Linked DNA regions of Homo sapiens: region 2 is linked to region 1. A link is a loop called in an ENCODE intact Hi-C map of the cell type or tissue named here. Cell type or tissue: heart right ventricle. All regions are shown on one strand. Links, peaks and the distances in the headings refer to the core of each region. The heading gives the core; the rest is flanking DNA. Region 1 holds the start of LOC127898557 (a long non-coding RNA gene). Region 2 has its middle 29 kb from the start of LINC02273.

Region 1 (6,340 bases), core at 2,127-4,626:
CAGAATCAGTGTATATTTTAAGTTTCCCTGGTGTAATGATTAATTGTATATCAACTTGACTGGGCCACAGGGTACTCAGATACTTGGTCACACATTATTATGAGTGTGTCTGTGTGAGTGTTTTGGGGTGAGATTAACACTCAAATCGATACACTGAGTGAAGCAGATTGCTCTCTCCAATGTGAGTGGATTTCTTCCAGTTAGTGAAAAGCCTGAATAGAACAAAAAGCCTGATCCTCCCCTGAATAAAGGGAATTCCTCCTGGCTGACTATCGTCAAGCTGAGATGCTGGGTTTTGTTGTTGTTGTTGTTTTCTTTTCCTGCCTTTGGACTTGAACTGAAACATTGGCTCTGTTTAGGTCTTGATCCTTCTGGCCTTTGGAATGGAACTACAACATCAGCTCTCTTGTGTCTCCAGCTTGCCTACCGCAAATTTTGGGACTTTTCAGCCTCCATAATTGCATGAGTCAATTCCTTATTATAAATATCTATCCTGTGTATTCTTTCATACATACATTCTGTTGATTCTGTTTCTCTGGAGAACTCTAACTAATACACCAGGTGATTCTAATATGCAACCAATGTTAAGAACCACTGACCCATAAATCACAGATAAGAGAATGATTAATTCTGTCTGCGGAGGTGACTTCATGAAAGCCATCACATTTGAGGTGAGCGAGAAACAAAAATGAGTATCATCTGCCTTGCCGCACAGAAAGAGGCAGAGGAAAGAGTATTAGCAAAGAGAAACAAAGAAGAGAGGGTGGGGCCAGAGGAAGGAATAATTGGAGATGAAATGGATGGGTTGGGCCTGATTCTGCCTTGCTGCAAATGTCGTGGTTAAATAATACAGGGAGCTACTGAAAACTTACCCAAGTGAGCAATGTGCCATTACTGTACTTTAGAAAAAAAAATCTGAAAGCTGTGTAGATGAGGGGAGAAAAGATTGAAAGTGAGAGGGAAATTTAGGACATCAGTGTAAAAGTCTGTTATGGAATGAATGTTTGTATCTTCCCCAAACTCATATGTTGAAGCCCCAACCCCCAATGTGATGGGACTAGGAGGCAGGACTTTGGAAAATAACTAGGTTTAGCAGGGGTCAAGAGGGTAAATGGGGCCCTCATGATGGGATTAATGCCCCTATAAGAAGAGGAAGAGGTACCAGAACATCCTGTCTCCTCCATGTGAGGACACAGCAAGAAAGCAACAGTCTGCAAGCCAGGAAGAAGGCCCTCACCAAGAACCAAGTCTTTCTGCATCTTTATCTTGGACCTCCCAGTCTCCAGAACTGTAGAAATAAATGTCTATTATTTAAACCTCCCATTCTATGGTATTTTGTTATAGTGACCTGAGCTAAGCAAAGCCCAAGCAAGAGATGGTGTGGTCCTGGACTAGCTAAAAGGTTTTTCTGTATGTTTTAGAACTAGATTCAGCAGGATTTTGGTGACTAGGCTTGGGAAATGAGGAGGAGAGGTCAAATATATCCTCAAAGTTGTTAACATGGGTGGCTGGGAAGATGGTTGTGTTAAGATTGGGAATACAGGAGGAGAAGCAGATTTTGTGGAGAACATAATGAGTTCAGTTTTGGACACTTAACTTTGAGGTGCCGCCAAGTATTTGCTTAGACGTGTTCAGTCAGCTGATAAAAATAGATGAGTAAAAGCTCCCCAAGGCCTCCCGAGAAGCTGAGCAGATGCTGGCACATTCTTCCTGTACAGCCTGCAAAACTATGAGCAATTAAACCTCTTTTCTTATTAAATTACCCAGTCTCAGGTATTTCTTTATAGCAACACAAGAACGGCCTAACACAAGTGTACTTACACAAAGCTAGATGGTATAGCCCACTACACTGGGCTATATGAAATAGCCCATTGCTCCTAGGCTTCAAACCTATACAGCATGATACTGTACTGAATACTGTAGGCAGTGGCAACACCATGCTAAGTATTGGGTGTCTACATATACCTAAACATGGAAAAGCTACAGTAAGGGTACACTATAAAAAATTTAAAATGGTGCACCTGTATAGGGCATTTATACCATGAATGGAGCTTGCAGGACTGGAAGTTGCTCTGTGAGTCAGTGAGTGAGTGGTGAGTGAATGTGAAGGCCTGGGACATTACTGCACACTACTGTAATCTTTATAAACTCTGTAGACGTAAGCTACATTACATTTATCTAGAAAATAATAAATTAACTTACAGCCTTCAATAATAAATTAACCTCAGCTTACTGTAACTATTTTACTTTATACATTTTAAAATTGTTAAAAGCTTTTTGTCTCTTTTGTAATAACACTTAAAACACAAACACATTGTACCAATGTCTGAGAAATATATTTTCTTTATATACTATTTTAAAAGCATTTTTCTATTTTTAAAATTATGTATTTTCTTTACATTTTAAACTTTTTTGTTAAAAACTAAGATACAAACACAGACTAGCTTAGGCCTACACAGAGTAAGGACAATGAATCTCACTGTCTTCCACCTCCACATCTTGTCCCACTGGCAGGTCTTCAGGGGCAGCATGGAACTGTCATCACCCATGCTAACAATGCCTTCTTCTAGAATAGCTCCTGAAGTAACTGCCTGAGGCTATTTTGTAGCTAACTTTTTTCTAAGTAGGAGGAGTATACCCTAAAATAACGATTAAAAGTATAGTGTAGTAAATATATAAACCAGTAACATAGTTTATTATTATGATCAAGTTTTACATACTGTACATAATTGCATATGCTAGACTTTCATGTGGCTGGCAGCACAGCAGGTTTGTTTACACTAGCATCACCACAAACACGTGAGTAATGCATTGTGCTACGACTTTCCCACGGCTACAACCTCTGTAGGTGGTGGGAATGTTTTAGCTTCATTATAATCTTATGGGACCACCATTCTATATGTGGTCTGTTGTTGACAGAAAGGTTGTTATGTAGTATATGACTGTATATTCGTCCCACGGAGGTCAAAGGGGAGGGACTTAAAACGTTTGCCGAAAATAATTTAATCTAAAATTTAAAAAATAATTGATTTTGTCAAGTGTTTCAAAGATGTCCAGTAATTAGACGGAGGGGAGGGGAGGGGAGGGGGAAACGGGGATAGCCTTGACTATCCCCGTAAGTGATGAATAATCTAAAACATTATATTTTATTTTAAAACAATTATGAATATATCATAGAGCAGAAGGAAAGGTTAACATAAATTTTAAAGATTAAGAGGAGAATTCAAGAAAAAGTATTTTCAGGTACATTTAGAGCTAGAGCCCAGCAGCACGCAACCTTCTCTTCTGCCACTAGGGGCACTGTGCTGGGAAAGTCTGAGGCAGCGCCATCTTCCTGAGAAGATGCTCAGAAACCTCAACTGAAGAAACTACTCCGTGAGCCTAAATACCAACCCAGGAATTTAGAACAATCTTGGTCATCCAGCGACTTTTTTTTCTTTTTAGAAAAGGGAAATTATTGAGGGAAATTTAGGATTTTGCAGGAGTCATGAATCTTACTGGTTCCCAGGATTTCTTTTATTTCTTTAGAGGGAAATTATTCGGTTGTACAAAACACCTTTTAACAATAAGCCTATAAAGGAAAAGAAACATCCTCCCATTTGGCTGAGAATTCAGATAAGTGGCACTCTGTTCCTCTTGTCAAGTCATTCCAGTGATTGTTTGATCAGTAGTGACTTAGCATACTTTGTCTAAAAATATAGCATATCCTCATTCTCTGGGATATGCTATGTATTTGAAATTTTTGAAAATTGGCCACTACCATTTCAAGACCTTTTTCTCTACAAAATATATATGGTTCCTTAACTTGTCACTTCTTTAAGCGAAAACCCAGAGCATCCACACGGCCCCTGTGGACAGTAGTCATCAGGACCTCCGTTTCCTCAATGAGTTGGGCTAGATGATCTCTACAGTTCTGTCTCCAAGGGTCTCAGAGTCTCTAAAAGAATTGCTAGAATCAATGCTCTGCCTCACTTGCTATGACAGTTCATTACATTGATGGCCCCCAGTGAAACACCCCTCCTGGTGTACACACCTCCTGGAAGTCAGGACCTCATGTACTCCACTCTGGGTTGGGTATGTGACTTGCTTTAACCAAGAGAGTGCAGTGGAAGTGATGCTGCACCTGTTTCAGGACTCAGTCTTAATAAGACCTGGCAACTCCTACTTCCGCGTTCTTAGGAGCCCTGAGGTGCTATAGAAGATGTCCAGCCTCTCTGCTGGAGAGATCATTTGGAGAAGTCCAGGCCCCTGAGTTCTCAAGACGAGAGAGAGAGAGAAAGAGAGAGAGAGAGTGAGGTCCAGCCATGCCAGCATTCCCGCTGAGCCTAGGCCACAGCTGTACAGCTAGCTAAATGCCGTCATATGAGTGACCATTGGCAAGGCCAGCAAAAGAACCACCAAGTTGAGCTCAGCTCTAATTGCAGAATCATGAGCAAATAAACTGGTTATTGTTTTAGGTCACTAAGTTTTGGGATGGTTTGTTACACAGAAAATAGATAGCCAAAAAAGAAATACAAGTATGATTCTATAAAACAGAGGTTGCAAGGATTGTATTATATGTCAAAGGTCTGACCCTTTTCCTTGTGGGGATGATAAAAGGTGGTATAGCTAATTTACTCCCAACCTATAACTGTATTAATCATCTTTAATACAGTTTAATATCTATAGTTGGTAAATAGAGAGGCCCCTTAGACTTGAAATCTCTATTCCAAAAGAGAACTCGGTTTCTCAAAAGGGCTCACTAGCCTGGTGGTGGAGTAACTATTGTTATTCAGTCATACAGAATTATGACACATGACTGCCTATATTGCTTAAATAACAGTTGTATGTGCACTCCTCCAAGTATATTCAGATTATGTGTACTGTAGCTGTGTACAGTAAGTTCAGAGGGGAGGCCAGTAAGCAATGCATCCCATTTCCACAAAGGAAGGGTGTCTGGAAGAGGTGGCATTTTAACTGATTCTAAAGAACTGAAGAGATTCACAGAGTCCCAGAATGCAAATAGAAAGCTGTATCACTCCCCCTATATCTATAGGCAAAGGAATATGCTACTTACCTGGTATGACCTAAAGTGTCTCCCAAACAGACTCATTCTCCCAAATATCACTGCCGACACACACCAGCCTTCTGTGCCCTAAATTCTAAGTAGTAACACCTTGGCCTTCAAGCTGAAAGTTGCCTGTTAAGATGCAAATAGATGAGTCAGAAGGGCACACCTTACACCATTAGCTGCATTAACAACTTAACTCAAATGGGCTTATCAAACAGCTGGAGTCCCCTACAGAGGCCCCAAGAAAATGAGATCAGAGTATGTGGTATTACTACTCAGTGTCCAAAGTCAAGGTAGAGTGGCAAAGAAGTTTCCTGGATGACCGTGGAGAGGACAGCTCTGGTGCAAAAGATACAACATAGAGTGTTTTAGAGGACCCTGAAGAGAGTTTTCAGTGTGGTTCGGGCAATTACCTGGACTTGTTGGACTGAAACTTTGATCCCATTCCCTGCTGATAACCACACTAGTTTGTAGCTTCCATTTTCTGCCAACAACAGAACTTCCAGCAAACAAATTATTCTAGGTGGACACACCTTTTTCTTCTTCCTCCCACAGGTATATACAGGTAAGTATCTGAGACAGGCCCTGCAAAGATCAGGTCACATCTGTTAACAAGGCACTGGTTATATCAATGGCAACTCTGAGACGATTTCTCTGTGCTGAAGTAAGGCACTAAATATAATAGCCTCTTAACTGGCACATTGTTATCAGTATTATTATGGCTTTCTCTTCATGCCTGTCACTGGATTATGGTAATTTTTTTTAGTCATAGGTTTTGATCGGAGTTGAAGTCTCTGAGTTACTGACAGCTCGGGAGAGCTGTAAATGCTCTAAGATTGACTTCCCACTGTCACAAAATCATAACACAAGCAAAAAGTAGAGGTTCTCTCAAGCCTCCTCATGCCAATTAGAAACAAAGCAACTTTCTAAACAGCAGGCTTCTTTTCCAGCAGGCTTCATACCAAAGGAGAGGGAGGCAGAAGGCACCTACCTCTCTCCTCATCCTTCCTCCGAGGTTCAGTGCAAGAAACAATGACCCTGGCAAAGACGATAAGAGAAGCAGATACTGCAATTTAGCTAATGGTGTCTACAGGAAGCTAGAAATCATTCCTTTGACATGCTGTGATACTGAAACAGCATCAGGTCTTGGTGAGTTCTCCTGACCTTGCAGCAGCTGCTCACAGACATTGACTATGGTCACTTATTTGAATAACCACAATAGAGCTGGGAAAATGAGTCATGTTATCTATCCCCTTTGGAGGTTATGAAACCTCCAAAGTGGTACCTCTG
Region 2 (6,340 bases), core at 1,428-3,927, 270 kb before region 1:
GCAGAGTGTTTGCACGAGCCGCGGATGGCACCGGGCAGCTCCGTGGAGGTGTCAAAGCAGCAAAAGGGGACACTTGAGCAGATCAGCTTACTTCACAGAGAGACATCAGCTTCAGCAATTAGATTTCTAGAAACCTGATGACGAGGAACACATACAGATGCTTGCTAACCACTATTGAAGAGAGTTCTGTGTGTGTGTTTTAAGATGCTTAAAAAGAGTTTCTGTTGTTTCCTGCAGGAGAGGACTGAAAACAATGGTATATTTGTCATATACCATCTGTAGAGTGACCTTTACCTCTGGATGACTCTAGAGTTTTCAGTCAGCATCTGTTGCTGTTTCCTAGCTCTTAGGGAGGCTGAAGAAGTCTTAGTAAGCTACCTGCCCCTCTGAGGCCCCATTAGACTCTATGGGTACAAATATTTCAATGGCACTTTCACATATATTCTTATAGCTCATTCTTCCAGCAACCCTATGAAGTAGGTATTAAGAGCTCCATTCTTCAGATGCAGAAACTGAGGCTCAGAGAAACTGGGATACTTGCCCAAATTCACACAGCTAGGAAGGGGCAGGGCCTGGTTTGTTTTGAGGTCTTCCAAAGTGAGTCCTGGGTATAGCCCACCTGACCCAAGGCAGCCCCATTCTCAGGCACCTCAATAAGACTTAAGGTGCTGAATAATATTAGGGTTGGAGAATTTCATTCCCTGCTGTCTTTTTCTTTGGACTTGGCTGGATGCACTGTATTCTTTAGTCTCTTGGCATGAGAGGAAGTAGACAGTGATGACAGTATTCTGAGACTTAATTAACTAATGTCTTTAACATTCAGCTGCCTTGGGCAAAAAGTTCTATGCTACAATATTCTCAGAAAATTCTATGGACAGAGGATCTAGCTTTTCAATTGCAAAAGTCCTTTATTACAAGGGGGTTGGGGAGGCGGGGTGAGGAGGTCTTCTCTTATGCAGCCAGGCAGGGAAGAGAGTTTGGCATCAGAGAGCAGAAAGCCAGCTGCTGGCTGCCACCACCACGCAATCTCAGGAGCGAGGAATGAGAAGTGACTCAGACCAGCCCTCACTCCCACTCCCAAGGAGAAGTGGCTCTCAAGGTGCCATGTGACGGACAGGTGACCTTGATCAGGATGACTTGCTTCCTTATTGTGCAACAACGTCTCAGTGTGGTGTAGGGGAGCACTGCCCCCTGAGATTTGATGTCTCAGCCTTCATGATAAACACGGCTAAATGAATTAGCAAGAAAAGAATTAATAGCAAGAAAAGAATTAATCGAATTTGATAGAGATTGTTTTGCTTATCTTGTCTTTGCTAACAAAACCGAAACAATTCTGGAGTTGTCATGGGCTTTTCTCTTCCCCCTTCTTTTTGACAAATCTCCCACAATACTCAGTGCTGGGAGATGCCCAGGCAGGAGCTTGTACTGCAGATCACATTGCAAGCCTTGCCATTTCAAGGCCTCCTTGGAGACGGCTTTTTATTTGCCACTGAAGCCTGGGGATTACTTTGATATGGGGGCCACATGGCTTACCATTGTTTCTAAGCAGAATCATAATCCAGTCTCACTGATTAAAAAAAGAGGGATGGGGCAGGCGAGAGCTGGAGGTTACCAGGATCAGGTCCAGTAAATCATGCCCATGTCAAAGGGCTACCCTTGAGCACCTAAAATGCCACCTGCACTCTCAGCCTAGGGAAAGCATTCCTTTCAGAGGGGAGGAGAGCAGAAGGAGGCAGCTTCAGTGTGGAGTTTGGGGCTGTTGCTGTAAGGCTGAAATTTCATAGGAGGAAGATGAGCTGATGAGGTTGAAAATAGCTGTTTTCATTTCCTTTAGAAGAGCCCCCACACTCTTGTCCCAACGCTCAGTAACCCTGTGACACGCTCACGGGCTGTCATCATCAACATACTTAATGATCCTGCCCCAACTGCGCAGGCCACAAATCACTCTGCGGAGACGCTGTCTGAAAGGCTGCCCAAGGTGTCTGCATTCCTCGACTTGAGACAGGGGAGGAAGACTGGGGCTCGGGTAAGGACTCTCCTCATGTAGTCACTGAATGAGGCGGCTGACCCTAATGTAAAAGTCGAAGCCGAGAGATAGAGAGAAAGAGAGAGGCAGGGGGAAAGGGAGATAGAGGCATCTGGAACAGCAGAAATGCTTGAAGTACTGCTCTCTCCCTTAGGGCCCTGGTGCCTTCCTTTTCTGCAGGGTCACGGGAGTGACTGGAGTGGAGGCTTGATGGGCAGCTCACTGTTGGAGAAGAGGAGGTTAGGAAGTAGGGCTGAGGCAGGAGCAAGGAGAATTGGGGCCTGTGGTTTCCTCTTTGGGAACCTCCAGCCCAGTGCCCACTTGTGATTGCTTTAATGATTCGAGCAAGTTTGCTAAGACCCCTCCAATCTGCCTTTCCCAAGGATCACATTCAGTTCCCAGAGGTTTCCAGGGGCAAGGATGGGAATCTAATTGATGTGTCTTACCATGAGAGTCCTTTCCTCTTCTCTCTATCAAATAGGGATTAACAGTGTTTGTGGGAGGATTTTTTCCCTCTCACCTCCAGTCACCCCACAGCCACCTTGTTCTTTGCAGCGAGGGAGGATTTTCTGCTGACAGGGAGTTCTGTGGACTCCATTGCAGGTTTTTGAATGCAGCACATTCCATCTGTGACAGTCACAGCAGCTTGAGGTCCTGGGAGTTCTAGTGTGGGATTCTGGGCCTGAGCTCACCAGGGGCATCCAAGCTTGGAAGTGTGAGGCCAGAGTTGTGTGGGGGGAGTGGCGTTCCTAGGAGTGGCCCCTGGCTCCCAAGCGGTGCTGTGTCACTGACTCAGCACACACCAGGGGACACGGGGCTCCATTTTCTCGTCCATTAGAAGTGACTGCTAAATCCTGGCTGGTCGCCCTCCTGAAGTGGTTTGAGATTGATTTTGTAAAGCTGGCAGGCAGGATTAGGCCATGCCACTCAGCAGAGCTGCTAGGGAACACTTGCTAGAAATGCTAAAGACGATGAGGCTGATGGGTCAGCCCTGGCCCACGGAACACACCAAGTCAGCAGAGCTGGGGGCTAATGTGTCCTGAACTTTGTCCCATCTGAGAGGCAGGGGTGGCTCAGTGGAATATCATGGGCCTGGGTGGCCAGGCCTGGTTCCCACACTCAGACACAGTTCACTCTGTCCTCTTAATGCCCATCCTAGGCCGGGACAATTGTTCTCCCCACTTTGTAGTCAAGGTCACACTGGGGCACACTGAGGTTAAGGACCTTTCCTATGACTACACTGTTGGGAATTGGCAGGACCAGGATTTGAACCCAGGGAGTCCAGTTTCAGAACCTGAGGGTTGTAGGAAAAGCCCACTGGAAGAGTGGGGAGGCAGGAAGGATATTGGAGGAGAAGCCTCGGTTCTAGGGCTGACTGCAGTGGAACCACTGAGAGACCAAAAGCATGTCTTTTCACAGCCCTAGACTGTAGGCCCTTTATTTACCTTTACAATGAGGTTTTTGCGAAGATCATCCCTTCTATCTCTAAAATCAAGAAAACTGTAGTTCAGCATACTTGGGGGGGCATGGAGTTCCTGTAGAAGAGCTGGACAATCACCAGAAACTCAGGAGCAGAAGAAACCAGATATTCTAATAACAACAACCACAAGCACAATTGCCACCACGATTGCTCACATTTACTGACAGTTGTTAGGTGCCAGGCACTAAGCCTTTTGCAAGTATTGTTTCATTTAATCCTCATAACAGAACTAGGAGGTAGCTACTAATGCCATTCCTACTTTATGGATCCAGTAACTAAGGCCCAGAAAGGTTAATAAAGTCACCGGATATCACACAGCTTATAAGTGGTGGGAACCTGAAGCATTTCTCCCTGCCCTCTCTGCCCACCAAGTGTGTTCCCTTCCGCTACACCTGATGTGACAGCACACCCAAAAGCTCCAGAGAAGACAGTGTTTGGGGTTAACAGAAGAACAGCCTTCCCAAATGCAATTTCCACCAGCAGCTGCTGGTACACATCTGGCCTCGGAGACTTCCTTTAAGCCCACCTGGGGGCTGAAGATGGATTCTGCGGATGACGGATGACAGGGCAACCCTGAGGAGACTGTCAGCTTTCAGCTGCCTTCTACCTTTACGTACCTTGGGGCACCAGATGTTGGAAACTCACATCAGAGGACTTTGCCCTTTGCTTTCTTCCCTTTTGATTATATATTGAACTAAAATGTCAGCAGAGGAGTAGAGGACAAATAGGCTTTGTATTGATGCTTAATTGTGGTAAACATTTTCCAGGAAAAATTTAATGGCAGACTAGAAAACTAGAGTAGGTCCCAAAGAGCCAGGAGGAAGAGGAAAGAGTTGATTCCTAAGTGCTGAAAAAGGACGGGGAAGAGTGTAGGTGTAAGACAGTAAAAATGTATCCTTCCGGTCATGAGATTGCACCTGGAGCCAGGTGGACATCTGGGAAGAGGATAAGGCATGCATCTGTCTGTGCTAGGCAGGGCAGGCTACCTGCTGTGACAAATGACCCCAAAGCCCAGGCAGCTTTACTCCCCTTCCCCACCAGAATTTACTTTTCTCTAACCTCACTGACATCACAGCCCAATGAAGTTGGAGGCTGGGGGAGGTGAGGGATGGGCTCTGCTCCATTGAGCCACTTAGGGACCCAGGCTCCTTCCACTCAAGTCTCTGACATTCCCTTTGAGGCTGAGAGAGTTCTTTACTGTATTCTCTGTAACCAGAAGATGAGAGAAGAGAGATCACATGAAGAAGGCAACCTTGCTCCCACCACCCAGATAATAGGCCACACTTCCTCTCACATTCCATTTGTGGGAACTAATTTTATGGGCCCACCCGCATGCAAGAAGACTGCAAGTTGGCTTAGGAAGCCTTCCTGGAAGATGAGGATTGGGGTTGGTGAATTGCATTCTTCTTGCCGCATTCTAGGTTCCCCAGAAGTTGACCCCCGAGACCTTCCTCAAGTTTTAATAGAACCTACTACCTGAAGGTCTCTGAGAAAGTCCCAGTGACGATCATGTCCTTTTCCCCTGGCATGTATATAAGGGTGGAGAGAAAAGCCATTTTGTGGTTTTGTAGTGGCAAACAGTGCCGTAATCAAAATCCTTTTGGTCCTTCTGTTCATCATACTCCTGTGGACAAAGTCCAAGATCAGTCTGTGTACTGCAAATACAATGATGTACTTAGTCTATACGTATAATCTCTAGCCGATGGCTGCATGTTAACTCTCTGAGTCTGGCTACTGTGTTATCTAAGCCTATGATGGTCATGTGTGCTTATCTGAAGCCATGTAGGTAGTTTAACCAGTGGTTTTCAAACATGACTGTATTTTAGGATTGGCTGGAAAGCCTGTTAAGGCGCAGATGTTTTCCCTGCCACCACCCCAGAGACTCAGATTTGACAGGTCTGAGGTGGGTCTCTGCACCTGCTTTTTTTTTTTTTTTTTGAGACTGAGTCTCGCTCTGTCACCCAGGCCGGAGTGCCGTGGCATGATCTCGGCTCACTGCAACCTCCATCTCTCAGGTGCAGGTGATTCTCCTGCCTCAACCTCTGAGTAGCTGGGACTACAGGCGCACGCCACCACGCCTGGCTAAATTTTTTTTATTTTTAGTGGAGATGGGGTTTCACTATGTTGGCCAGGATGGTGTCGATCTCTTGATCTCATGATCTGCCTGCCTCGGCCTAGCACCTGCATTTTTAAAAAGCATCTTAGATAAGTCTGATGAACACCAAATATTGAGAACTATTGAATAGCACCATAGTTCAGTTTCTCAATAAGCAGATCATTTGGAATATACTTGAATTCAGAGAACTTGATATAGCTGATGTCACCTCAAAAAATAAGCAAGCAGACATGACACTTGACATAGTACATGCTAATGGGAAACATAGTTTTGGCCACGTGTCAGATGACATGGGACCAAGTCTTAACTCTCACTAACTACCCATGTGAACTCCAGTAAGCAAAGCACTTATGAAACACACTTCCTGTTTCCTCTTCAGAAAGTGGGAGCCACGGCCACCCCACACTCTCCCTACAGAGTCATTTGGCTGATCGAATACATTTAAGTGTGGTAGCACTTTGAAAAATATAAATGTCTACAATAGCAGCAGGTAATATCAATATTAGATAAACTGAGGGGGTTACTTACACTTCAATTGAATCATTTGCCTTCCAAAGAGATTTCCTAACATTCCTTAACATTTAAATGCTTGCTTACAGAAAACTAATTGGGAACCAAGGCCAGAGGAATGCACTATTAATGCATTGTTAAGGCACTAAGGTAATAAATCAGATATGAAGGATTCTGAAACAAGCATCTAAGCCAATAGATTGATTTA

The links. Hi-C counts contacts between places; a loop is a spot of excess contacts. Peaks named below come from ENCODE experiments on the same cell type or tissue, not always from the same donor. Only the 100,000 strongest peaks of a DNase experiment are listed, where the experiment ranks them.
Region 2: a loop joins it to region 1, with 2.3 times the contacts of the local background. A loop is called at or near these places in 2 of 110 quality-filtered maps.

What each region holds. Positions count from the first base shown.
Region 1 is chr4:151,798,741-151,805,080 of GRCh38, reverse strand. LOC127898557 (a long non-coding RNA gene) reads right to left here and starts at 5,722. Exons shown (of 4, transcript NR_183042.1): 1 at 5,464-5,722; 2 at 5,057-5,179. LOC105377488 (a long non-coding RNA gene) reads right to left here and starts at 5,722. Exons shown (of 4, transcript NR_183038.1): 1 at 5,464-5,722; 2 at 5,057-5,179. In heart right ventricle, for the core only: a CTCF peak has its summit at 3,284; no DNase peak of the experiment used is centred there; H3K27ac peaks cover 210 bases.
Region 2 is chr4:152,068,694-152,075,033 of GRCh38, reverse strand. No RefSeq gene overlaps it. Among named protein-coding and RNA genes, the nearest start is that of LINC02273, 29 kb to the left of the region's middle. RefSeq lists an enhancer at 1,130-1,199. In heart right ventricle, for the core only: no CTCF peak of the experiment used is centred there; a DNase peak (open chromatin) is centred at 2,844; H3K27ac peaks cover 1,043 bases.